Linked DNA regions of Homo sapiens: region 2 is linked to region 1. A link is a contact called in ENCODE Hi-C data. All regions are on one chromosome and are shown on one strand. Each heading gives the region's core, a stretch centred on a gene start or an enhancer-like site at or near the end of the contact. The rest is flanking DNA. Distances are from core to core; before and after follow the strand shown. Region 1 holds the start of LINC02550 (long intergenic non-protein coding RNA 2550). Region 2 overlaps LOC105369489 (a long non-coding RNA gene).

Region 1 (6,308 bases), core at 1,058-3,557:
GGTTTTTATTATTTCAGAAATATTTACTATTATTCCCATTAATACTTTAAGGCTTCCAAGGTATAAAACTTTCCTTTGCCTCATGCCTCAAAAATATTCAAAATTATATTTAGAACTGGGAAATGATTACCTCAGCCCTTTTTGGGCTGAGTGGATTGTTCATTCATTCTAGCTTTGAATCTCCTTTGAATTTCTTAGAATTGTGCCCAAATTATTTCCTTCTGAGCTTTTTTTTTTGAAAAATCTTTCTAATTTAACAGTTGCTTTTAAAAATAGATTCATCATCAGTTTGCTGCTATAGTTGTCTATATCTTTCCTGATCTCAATTTAGTCACAGCATCTGTGCAAAATGGTATGAAAGTTATTTATTACTCCACCATCCAGAGGGAATGCTTGATTCCTGACATTTATATTCCCTTGAACATAAACGCCAGATAAAAAGAAAAATCAAACTTCATGCTTTGGGGACTGAACAGATTGCCTACCATGGTTAGTAGAGAGTGCCCTCCCCCGCCTCCTCTTCCTGAATTAGAAATACATTTTCATGGCTGGTGTCCCTAAATGACCAGATATTTTTCTTTTTAATTACATTTGTTGGGACAGTTTGCACTGGGGAGAAAAGACCTACTGGGATGATAGAATAGCTTAATGGTTAAGAATAGGCTTTGGAAGCCTGTAGACCTGGGTTGGTCATCAATACCTCTGTTGCCTTGAGCTCATTGCCATTAGATTCCTGAGTTGTCAATGGAGATAATAGTCCTTAGCTCACAGATTTTTGTAAAGGTTAAATGAATTAATGTATGTAAAGTATATGCAAAATGTCAAATAAAGGAAGTGACAAAATGTTAATTATTATATAATAGTTAAGGTAGAAATAAAATGACCTTTACATGCAAAAACATGTGCACCTTGACAGCCACTGCTACAAACCTTAAGAGATTTGCCATTGCCTGCCATTAAACCCAGTAAGGGCTTAAATGCTTTGTCAAACTGACAGGCATCACTCTGTGGTGGTTTTAGATTCTGTACTGAATTATATCTTTTAACAAGACTTGTTCTTCTCATTTTGGTATAATATAGAAGACCAGTATAGTTACATGGGTGATTATACAGAAATAAATGCAGAGTTTTCACATGGTCCAGATTGTTCAATCATGGTTACATTAGGATTCAAGTGAAGGGGAGACTGCTACCAGCTCCCTTGCAACACTCAGGCATTAGAAGATGAAGTTGTGTGAGGTGTAAGGAAGGGCTTTCTATTTGTGGCAGACATGAACCTATGCTTTGGGGACTGAGCAGATTGCTTACCATGGTTAGTACAGAATGCCCTGTTGAAGCCACATGAGGTAATTTCTGACCACAGGTAATGAGATAGAAGAAATGTGAGTTTCTAGAACAGAAAAAAAAATTATATTGTGAGTCTTCATACCACTGAAACTGTAGTGCTTAGTTTCAGTTGATTTGGGATGCCCTGTCTTTCTCCCCAGAATCGGGGGATGGGAGTGTGATGCTGTACCAAGGCTTGTCTTTTATAGAGACCAACATTTGTGAGTAATCCTCATTCACATTCCATTGTCTGTAATTAGTCTATTATGGTTGCTAATTGTCACATGTTTCTAACTGAAAACAGTTTTTTAGGTTCCTAGAATTTCCTCATTTCTTCTACGACCCTTCTGGTTCCAAAGAATTGAACCTGCAACTCTCAGTCCATGTCAAGCCACCAGGCCACCAGGCACTCTGTGGGACCACCTAGGACCCTGACAATTTCCATGGCAATCTTGGCTGCCCAGGATTTCTCAGTGGCTCTCAGACTCCACCAGAGCGAGGGACACTCTGTGAGGCAGCTATGGGCCAGTCTTTGCTGACACAACACCCAGACTTTCACCTCCGAAGTCTGTGTCTCCCAGGGATCTGAGTTCCCCTCTTATATTCATCAGTTCTGTTTGAGAGTTTAGCATTTCTTCACCAAGCTTCTTTTTGCAAGGGACCCACAAGTTCTACAGGAATTTTGTTTCTCTCAGACCCTCTCTTCCTAGCCCAACAGAGAATCTCAACTAGATCCCAGAATGGGAAGGCTTTTCTGACTCATCATGCATTCCTCCAAATCTATGGTTTATGCTTATGACAGAGGCAGGAGGCAGCCAAGGGTCCCCAGCGAAACCCTGCCTTCAAGCCTAAAACAGCCTGAAGGCTGAAAAACCGGACTTCTGGTCCCGGATGAAGCCCGCCCCTTCCGGACTGTTTCTTTCTGAATAACGCCCACCTTTGCACTGGGAGAACGGGGTGGGGCCTCCAGAAGTTCACGCCATTTGCAGCGGGGAGGAGCCTGTTCCTGTGTGGCGACCTGGGCTTCAATCTGTGAGGCGGGAAACCTGCTAGCAGGACTCTTGCTTTGGTGAGAGTTTTTTCTTTTTCCTTTTCCCCCAGTAAATTCCGTTTTCCTCACCCTTCTGTGTGTGTCCGCGAGCCTAATCTTTCCTGGTCATGTGACAAGAGCCCGGTTTTAGCTGAACTAAGGAGAAAGTTCTGCAACGTTTAGACATCTCTTTTGAAACACAATAAACTTTAAGATAACAGAAAATGTTAAATAGCAATTTGCCAAACATCAGGAAAGACATGGAAGTAAAAAAATGTGAGCTTTTAAAGACAAAAGTCATATCAGATGCAATTAAAAATACTCAGAAAATTTGGAACCAAGTTCATATTCAGGAAACATGGCATACGTTTTGTAGGAAATCACTTAAAGTAAAAAAAAAAAAAAAAAAAAAAAAGATATAAAAACGTTTACTTCTAATTCTTTCTCCCAAACTCAATTGCAGAAATGCCATAGAAGGGACAAGAAAGTGTATAGATTTGAGCATTTAACATTAAAAATTGGGATGGCTCTGGGGAGAGAGAAAGTGCCTGTATCCTTATATGGGAGAAAACAGTAGCTGTGGTAGGAGAGGCACCAGGATCTGAGGATAAAGTGGAGGAGTTATAGAGCTAGGTTTTCTTTCCATTTCCAGTCTATTATTTGAGGACCTATGCTTGTCCCTCCACCAGTGGATTTTTTCTAGAAAGCCAAACAAAAACAAACATTAAAACCAAAAATCCCGGCTGGGCCTGGGGGCTCACACCTGTAATCCCAGCACTATGGGAGGCCAGGGTGGGCAGATCACCTGAGGTCAGGAGTTCAAGACCAGCCTGGCCAACGTGGCGAAACCCTGTCTCTACTAAAAATACAAAAATTAGCTGGGCATGGTGGCATGCCTGTAATCCCAGCTACTCCGGAGGCTGAGGCAGGAGAATCGCTTGAACCCAGAAGGTGGAGGCTGCAGTGAGCCGAGATCGTGCCATTGCACTCCAGCCTGGGTGATAGAGCGAGACTCCGTCTCAAAAAACAAGCAAACAAACAACAACAACAACAACAAACCCAAATCCCCATCAGTTCTATCCCAGTGCAGCCAGGATCCACAGCAACCTCAGGGCCATGCTGGTGCTCACTGTGGTGAGGAACCGTTAGACAGCAAATTGGTGGTGGTATTGGGTATTTTATCACTCCACCCCACTTCCCATTAGAGGGCTAGTAAATTAAAATCAACAGAGGAACCTCACACTGGGGACAGGGAGCAGGAGCTGTGCACATAATGATGGGCAGAGTCAGGCTGTAGAGCCAGGGTCTTCCACTTTGGGGCATGCCCCCTTCTTGTTTAAGCATATTAGGAGAGGCACGATAACCAGGGATGAGAGTTTGGCTGTGTCTCCCATTTCATATTACCAACCAGGGAAATATGAGCCCACAGGAAACACTACAAAAAAGGTATGGATAGACATACATCTTTTAAAATTATTGTCCAGCCTTAAAAAAAAAAAGCTAATATTATTCAGCCTTAAAAAAAAAACCCAAATCCTGAAATACGCCACATGGATGAACCTTGAAGATGTTATGCTAAATAAAATAAGCCAGTCATAGAAGAACAAATACTGCATGATTCCACTTATATGAAGTATCTAAAACAGCCAAACATGTAGAATCAGAGAGTGGAATGGTGATTGCCAGGTTGTGGTGGGAGTGGGAAATGGGAAGTTACTAATCAACAGGTATATAGTTTCAGTTTCAATTATGTAAGATGAGTAAGTTCTGGAGATCTGCTGATCAGCATTGTACCTAGGGTCAACAGTATTGTATTTATACACTTAAAGATTGGTTAAGATAGTACATCTCATGTTAAGTGTTGTTACCATAATAATAATAATTTTAAGAAAGACTGCCAAGTGAATAAGCTATACCACATGCAATGAAATTCATGGCCTTAATAAGTCAAGCATTCACTACTAATTTATATTTTCAAAAAGATATAGAAGAATATTGTTGATTGAATTAAAAAAGCAGAATCAAGTGGCAAAATTGGGCAAGGAAAATATGGCTGTTGAAATAAGAACTCCATAAATGAATGTATTACAATATGGCTGAACAATTAGTTTGCTATAAGATCAGGTTAAGAAACTCCTTCAAAAAGCATCAAGATGTAATAAAAATATTAGAAATATAAAAGAGAAAACAAGTGATATGGAGGATAGAATGGAAGTGACACCATGCAAATCAAAGGTGCCCGTAGAAAGGAAAAAAAATAAATAACTGGAAGAAAAGAAATATTTGGAAAAAGCATAAACAAAAATTTGCTTGAATTTCAGGTTGAGAGAAATCATTGGGTGCCGAACAGGTTAGAACACCTGAAACATTATAGACATTAAGTACATAAAAAGCAAACAGAAAATTCTAGTTTCCACCGGGAAGTATCATATCACTTAAAAAAGAATAAGAATCAGAATGATGGTTTCCAGCTTCATCCATGTCCCTACAAAGGACATGAACTCATCCTTTTTTAAGGCTGCATAGTATTCCATGGTGGATAGCATTAGGAGATATACCTAATGTAAATGACAAGTTAATGGGTGTAGCACACCAACATGGCACAGGCATACATATGTAACAAACAAATGTTGTGCACATGTACCCTAGAACTTAAAGTATAATAATAAAAAAAGAATAAGAATCATGCTGACATTAGACTTCTCAATGACAACACTGGATGCAAGATAATGGAGTTGTCCAGCTAAAAAAAATTATATTTCTGATATATTCATGTAAACTATTATAAGTATTAGGATGTAATAAAGATATTCTCAGGTATACATGACCTCAGGCTTACTACATGAAGATCCTCTTTGAAAACATGCTTGTGGGAAGTTCTCTGATTCAAGGAGAAATAAATACAGAAGAAAATGATAAAATATGTGAGATAAAACGGTAAGTAACTTAGTAAAGTTCAATATTATTTCAAAAGAATGGACCAAAGAATGTATATTTATACTAATCTAGAACTAAGTTCTAGTTGATTAAAAACATAGTTGGGGGTGAGACGTAAATGTATTCATAACAGTCTATTCAGAGCTGCTTGTCTTGACAACCTGGGACCCCTGTATAATGAGATAGCCACGAATAGGTAAGGAAACAGCCTGTTGCAGGAGAATGACCCTGGGGTGGGAATCAGGAGATCTGAGATTTACTTCTGTTCTGCCACTAATTTGTTGCATGCCCTTTGCAAAATAACTTTCCTCAATTATTCAGGTATTTTTTCTTAAGTGTAGATGAGGCAGTTGGACCAGGGCTAAGTTCTTCTCAGTTTTCTTATTCTATGACACGCACACTTAATCTTTAATCAGCAGCAATGATATGGAGGTTTCTGTCTATATATATGTATATTTTAAATTTTACTATTATAATCATAAACAATAGTGGCCAACAGTGATCCTTTTGGAATACTGAGCTGAAACTCTTCTAAGTGCTTTTGTGAAAATATTATCTTGAGGTAAATGACATTTATCTCTCAATTAGGCAGTAAAGGACAGGAAAGGAGTTTACATTCTACTGTTTTATGCTCGTATTTTATCGACTTCATTAAACTTTGCATTTAAACACGTATATGTCTGCAGTTTATTAGAAAATTAAATGACAGTGACATTTGATACACACAGATGAGATGGAAAGGTTACATTTGCATGAATCTCTGTTTCAGTTTTCAGTTTTAATTCTAAATTATGAGTCCTTTCTCTAGTCATTAACTCATTCTGGGCATGGATTGATTAGACCATAATCTGCTTGGAAATAGGAACTGTACCTGGTTTTCATGGCCCACAATAAACACTCTATAAACGGTTGAGTGGAGGAAATCACTCAACCACATAGATGGATACTGCTCACTCCCATTCATGGTCTAATGTTAGTGCAAATAGCCCTCTGTTGGTGTTGGTGGTCAGGTCCT
Region 2 (6,308 bases), core at 1,151-3,650, 92 kb after region 1:
CTGGACCATTCCGTCCTTTTACTGTCTTCAACCAAATAGGTGCAGTGCTCAGTTATCAGCCATCTATCCTTGCATGCCTCTCTCTTTCTCTCTTCCCCAACAGATTTCAATTATTTTCAAATGGTTGCATATATATTGGAGGTCCTACTTAATGAACAAACTCAGTGTGCTGATGTCTCTTCAACCCAGATGTCTCGCCCTTCCCCTCACTGGAAGGAAGCCCCACAATTTCATCAGCAAACAACATACATTCACATCTTCCAACATATCAAAGTTTAATATCCAATTTAGGAAAATGAAAGTTGCCATCTTTAGAGGAATGGGAGGAAATCTTTTCATAAGAGCAAGGGGTGGTTACTGGTGTGGGCAACACCTTTCACTGAAGGTTCAGCATTGAAAGAAGCTGCAGAGTCTTTGCAGGTAAATATTTCCTCTCAAAATGTAGCAAACGTCTTTTGCTTAATATATAATTTAGCACTTACTCTGAAATTCTTTGCCTATAGTACATCAGTCACCACAACAAATATCAAAAGTAGATATTATTATGTCATTTTACATATGAAGAAAATGAGGTTTAGAGTGATTCATTCATCATTCAAGAATATCTACCGAGTGCATAGCATTACATTTAGAAACATGGAAGTTATTGGTGGTCTTAATAAGAATGCTTTCACTGGAGCAAAACCCTGATTTGAATGTGTTCAAGAAAGAGTTGGGAGAATCTAGAGACAGTAACTATTGTATAGATTGCTCTTTCAAAGAGTTTTGCTATAAAGGGAAAGGGAGAAATGGGGGCTATAGCTACAGAGGAAAGTGGAGTCAAAAGAAAGATTTTTAGTAAAACGGAATAACAGCATGCTAGTATGGGAACAGTTTGAATACAGAAAAAAAAAATCCTATGATGCACGAGAGAAAGAAGTGGCAAGGTTTGCTCAGCTGAGAGCAGAGTGTGTTCATCCACATTAACAGAAATGAGATATAGGGAGATGGGTAGAGGCGGAAGTGGGAGTTTGTGGAAATTCTCTCTTCATTTTTCTCGGGAAAGCAGGAAGCAAAGCCAGTAATTGAGAGGGAGAGTGGGGGTAGGGGGTTTAAGAGAACAGAGGACGTATGAGATCCTCAGCTAGGAAAATGAGACAGTGAACTGGCTAGGGAGGCAGAGTGGTTGCCAGGCAGCAGAAGGCACAGCTGAAGATGGTAGTCATAAACTTAATGAGACTAGTCAGTAAGATTATGTGTTTTTCTCCAAACATGTCCAACGCTACAGGCTCAGGTGAGGAAGAGGCAAAGAGGTGGATGTAACTAGGTTTCTCATTTAGCCAAGCAAATATGCCAAAGGAGAGGGACAAGGAAATTAAAAATACACTCAAGAATTACTGAATGGCCGTGGCGTTTTTAAATGAATAATGAATAAAAGGAGGCCATGCAAGAGGTAAGGGATGGTGAAACACTTGTATAGATCAATAAAACAAGATCTTGGTAGGAGTCAAAGTGTTGTTGAACTACTGGTGGTGGCAGGGAATTGGCAGGTAGAAGACGGTAGTGAGAGAATGGGATAGTTGAAATTGGGAAATGGAAGTCAATTACGTTTCTCAAGGTCATACAATGTTATGTTGCAGAGCTGGGAGTCAAACTAAGATCTCTCTAATCAAAGAGCCCACCCCAATATTTAAGCAGTGCACTCAGGACAGAGTGAGAGAGGCCTTAGTTCACAGAGGCACAGTTGGCTTTTGTGGTATCATTCATGCAAATGAGACCTCATGGCTTTCTGTGGCAAATATTTATAGCACCGCATGAGAATGGTAATGTAAAATTTCTTCTCCCTTTCTCCTCCCCCTCCTACTTCTTACAGAAATAGTAACTGGTTCAGATGGGCTGGGCTGGTTCCATGGAGAGCATATGTTTGCTGATGAGGAGAAACAGACAAAGCCAGCTAATGGGAAAACGTGGGGTCCCTTATGAGTTCGGGGTTTAAATATCAGTTTCTGGTGTTTGTGCCTGTGTGGTTTTCTCCATGAAAGTGATCATTATCTTTCTAGCTTGAGATCTCCCCTGGGGGTGCTTGGTGAGGGCACCCACCCTCTTTAGATATTAACCATTCTCTAACAGCAAAACCACGGACAGGTCTTGTGGTGTTATATGTGGGGCAGAGTTAAATACAAAACAGACACTGAGGCACATTGAAATCGTGAAGCCGACGACAGCCCAGGAATGCAGAGATTGAGGCCCAGTCTCCTATGCGACTGCTGACTGTAAGAATGTTAACTCTAAATTTCCTGAATGTTGTCAGATCACAGCAGGGAGTCATGCATCCTCCCTGTAACATTCTCTCTCTCTGTTCTCTTTCACACACACACACACACACACACACACACACACACACACACACACACACATCATAAAGCCTTGAGGAATGTGTTCAGGATTTATGCAAGCTGTGTGCCTGGAGACCACATACTCTGTGAGAAAAATAAAATCTCTAGTCCTGAGAGATGATAATGATCATTTAGATTAGAACCATAAAAAGGAAAGCCATAGGATTTACTCTTACTGTGAATCTTGGATATTTCTGAATTGCCACCTTTCAAATGATGACATAATTTTGTCAGTGCTACTTCTTTCCCCCTGGTTTTCTTGAGTGACTTAAGCAAAGGGCCAACTGTGTGTTTCCAGCATAGAGCCTGGCACATGGAAACTGCTTAAACAAATGCTATTGGATAAACCTAATGGTGGCTTAAGGTCATTACTCAGGGGTGGTTGGTGATCTTAGACTCCCCTACAAGTTCCATCAATCTCCTCTTCAAGTCACTCCAACTGAGTTTTTTTAAAATATGAGTTTGCAATGTAACCATAGCTTCCAAGAGAATTTTCTGGAAAGAAAAAAAAAAACCACCTCCATGTTGCCCCAACCAGATTGTCATCCCGAAGACCCCCATATACAGAATGCTGGAGCTGTCCCCATCTCTCTTATGACCATTCCTTCCTCCCTAGTAGGTAATGATGGCTTGCCTGAGATAATCCACACTGGTGTACAGGAGTGATGGGTCTTACACCTAATAGCTCTATGACATCTTGGAGGCAAGTTTCTGAACCTTAATGGAACCTAGGTTTCCTTATCTGCAGAAAGGAATAAGAATATCAACATCCTATAGTGGTTTTCAAGAATTATTATAACGGATGCATAGTACTCAATGAGAGGTTATAAGCAATATCCCTCATATGAAATATAGGTCCAATGGTAATTCTGGATGAATGTTGCCTCTTTCAAGGAAAATATTTTCATTGTATCAGGGACCTAGTGATTGTAACAGACTCATAGTGATTTCCAGGAGGGAAATCTCTGCTTTAATTGAGGGTGCTAACAACATAGTGATAGTGGGAGTGAAAGTTTTAATGATGGTTTTTAAGTGAAGCTCTTCTTTCACACTATATTGGGACTGATTGTTTCTGGTGGGGTTTCAGTGAGTGGAACTTTCTGTGAGCCTCAGAGTCATAACCAGTGGGGTCTGCACAAAGAGGGGCTTGCCCTTCATTGAGGCTACTGGCTCTGTGCCTTCCTGAGCAATACATGATACCCCCATTGGGAAGGCAGTCCTGTTATGTCCAGGGCACTTCTTGCCAACAGGAGGCCCCTCCACCCTGGGATAAGCAGAGAGAAGAACCTATGCTTTCTTTAGGCATGCACAGCATCCTTATTCCAGAGGTTGTTGCTCAGTGACATACCAGACCAGAACTCCCTGAATCAGGCACCAGGCTGTGAGCAGACTTGTAGTTTGAAAAAGTTATGCAGGTGATTCTGGCATGTTTTCTCACTATAGTTCCCCTGCCCACAGCTTTACTGACACTCACATCTTCCATGCCACTTGAGAATCAATGTTCTGTAGTTGACCCGTGAACTACATGGACTGAACACACAGGTCCAATACATGGATTTTCCTCCATCTCTGCCACCCTTGAGACAGCAAGGGTGTCTCAAGACACCTTGAGACAGTAGGTACATATGATATGCTACCTACTAAATATGGGTTAACCTACTGTTTATGTTGTCAACAAGGCTCTTGGTCAAAAGAAGGCTAGCAGTATTTAAGTAGTAGTTAAATTAGTAGTAGTTAAGTCAAAAGTTATATGTGGATTTTCAGCTGTCTGGTGGGCCAGTGCCCATAACCCGTATGTTGTTCAAGGGTCAACTGTTTTATTTGGCTCAATTCTGAATGGGCACACTCTTCTTGAACAATTGTACAAAATAATAATCAACAATGTCATCAATGTGGATTGACTTTGTACAGTTTCTCTTGAGTACCTGAATCTGAATATAATTGCTATGTATTTAATAATTTTCTGTGCTATTACAGTTTAACCCTAATAAAATCACATTAAGAAGGTTTCCCCAAAGAGAAAATCAACTTGACAAAAAATTCCATAAGCCAAGGGTCAATATCGAATATTATGGCTACCCAGGGCTTGAAGTGGCATTATGTCTAGCCCAGCTTGTTGCCATTTAGAGTCTTTCCCTGATCAGGAAAACATACTGGACCTAAAAAAAAAAAAAAAAAAAAATCCCTTCTTAGACACCTAATGTTCAAGGAATTAGTAGTTTCCCACCCCATTTAACTTGTTTCTACATATCATGATCTAGAATGTTCTTTTATGAACCCCCGATTCCACCTCTAATGATAAACTGAGGCAAAAAGGGAGGAGAGAAAGGGAGGAAGAGAAATGTGGAGCAAATATACAATTCTTAAGCACTTATGATGTGCCAAACAGCAAAGAATGAGTAATGGGACTCATCAAGAACCTACTGTCTACATGCAGATTGTAAGTGCTGGCAATATTGCCCTTATTCTTTACGAGATTATAGTCAGTTTTCATCGGGTAACTGAGTGCCGCCAGTTGTCATAGCAGCAGGATTGGATCAATTAGTAATTGAAAATCAATGTAAATAGTTACATAACATAATTTTCTGCTATTCTAGTGAAAAACAATTACTATAAACATATCGCTATGCTTGGACATTAGGAGGGATTCTCACCAAAGGAAACATTGGCATGACTGAAGCATTCACATGCACTGGGCTCATGTTTGAGTCACATCCAATCCTCATATGACTCACCATTGTTAGCAATCAGAAAATGAAGGCAGCCTACTCACATCTGGATTCTGATCATTGGCTCACTATGGAAAGTGCTGAAATGTCCTTGCTTTGGAATAAAGAAATACAAGCCAAGAATAAGGGGACGAAGGCCCATTGTCAACTTCAAAAGACACTCTTAGTATCCTTACGATTCTTTTGCTTTGGACAGTTTGGATGATACATCCTTTTACTCAGGAACTAGAAGTGAGCAGCAGGAAGTGAAGGCCTATTTGGGGGACTTTAGGACTTGCTCCAGAGGATGAGCAGTTATCATGAGGGAGAGAAAGTTTGTGTTGCTGGTCAGCAAATACCAAGTGCTTCCTTTCTATTCTCTGGGACAAAATCATCATTGCACCCTTCCTTGGAAGCATGTTGTGGCTGGTACTGCTGGTACCCTTCACATATCCCCCTGGGTCTTACATTTCAGTGCTTATAGCACTAATTTACAATTTGGGGCACGTTTGCCTGAGAGCTTTCTCTGACTTCTAGAGACAATCTGTGCACAGCCATGGAAGACTAGAAATGCTGATTTGCTACTTCGGAGAGCCATCAACCAATACCTGATGGAAATGGCAAATGAATTTTCCTACTTTCTTGCCCCTTGCTGGGGTGACTCTGAGGCTCCTACTTTACAGTATCTCCTACAATCCTCTAGGAGGATGAAGCTTCAGGTGACTACGGCAGTTACTTGCTTCACATTACATTCTTTATGGTTGCCTTCTCTTCTCCAGCTCTACTGGGTTTCCCTGCCAGTGTTTCCTGGGTTCACTTCCCAAATAAACTACTTGCACTTGAATCCTTCTTTCAAGGTCTACTTTTGAAGAAACCTAGACTAAGACTTATCATACTTTTTCTTTTCTCATCATGCATTTTCTTACTTGGTCTAACCAGAAGCTTAGATAATTAAGATCTCTTGATCTTTGATCTCTTGATCTTGATAAACCAGTGTTGAAAATCTAAACACTCACAGAGATGCAGCAAGTTACCTAAATGGGAGAAGTGAGCTGGATAGATATTATGCTAACCAGATGGTACATACTCTGTCTCAAAGAGCCAGCTGCAACTCAGCCCCAGCCAATTGTTGCCACATGGAAAAGTGGGCCCAATGTGGTCACATCGAGTTTCTCATGAGAAGACCGAAATCTAGATTTTTGTGTAGCATCTCTTAATATGTAAA

Evidence for each region. Hi-C counts contacts between places; a loop is a spot of excess contacts on that map. Pooled maps may share reads with other maps.
Region 2: a loop to region 1 is called in a pooled map, with 5 times the contacts of the local background. The contact joins the enhancer-like site here to the promoter of LINC02550 in region 1. A Hi-C loop is called at or near these places in 7 of 37 single-sample maps with no recorded cell type and 6 of 50 pooled maps.

Annotation. Positions count from the first base shown.
Region 1 is chr11:111,093,317-111,099,624 of GRCh38, reverse strand. LINC02550 (long intergenic non-protein coding RNA 2550) reads left to right here and starts at 2,307. Exons shown (of 2, transcript NR_149131.1): 1 at 2,307-2,395. It overlaps LOC102723966 (a long non-coding RNA gene), which reads right to left and starts at 2,470. Exons shown (of 3, transcript XR_428993.4): 1 at 2,264-2,470; 2 at 1,309-1,390.
Region 2 is chr11:111,001,228-111,007,535 of GRCh38, reverse strand. The region is part of intron 2 of LOC105369489 (a long non-coding RNA gene); the gene reads left to right. Among named protein-coding and RNA genes, the nearest start is that of LINC02550, 93 kb to the left of the region's middle. Within about 2 kb of position 2,400, at least 3 of the 41 ENCODE cell types and tissues checked have a DNase peak (open chromatin) inside an H3K27ac peak, as active enhancers do.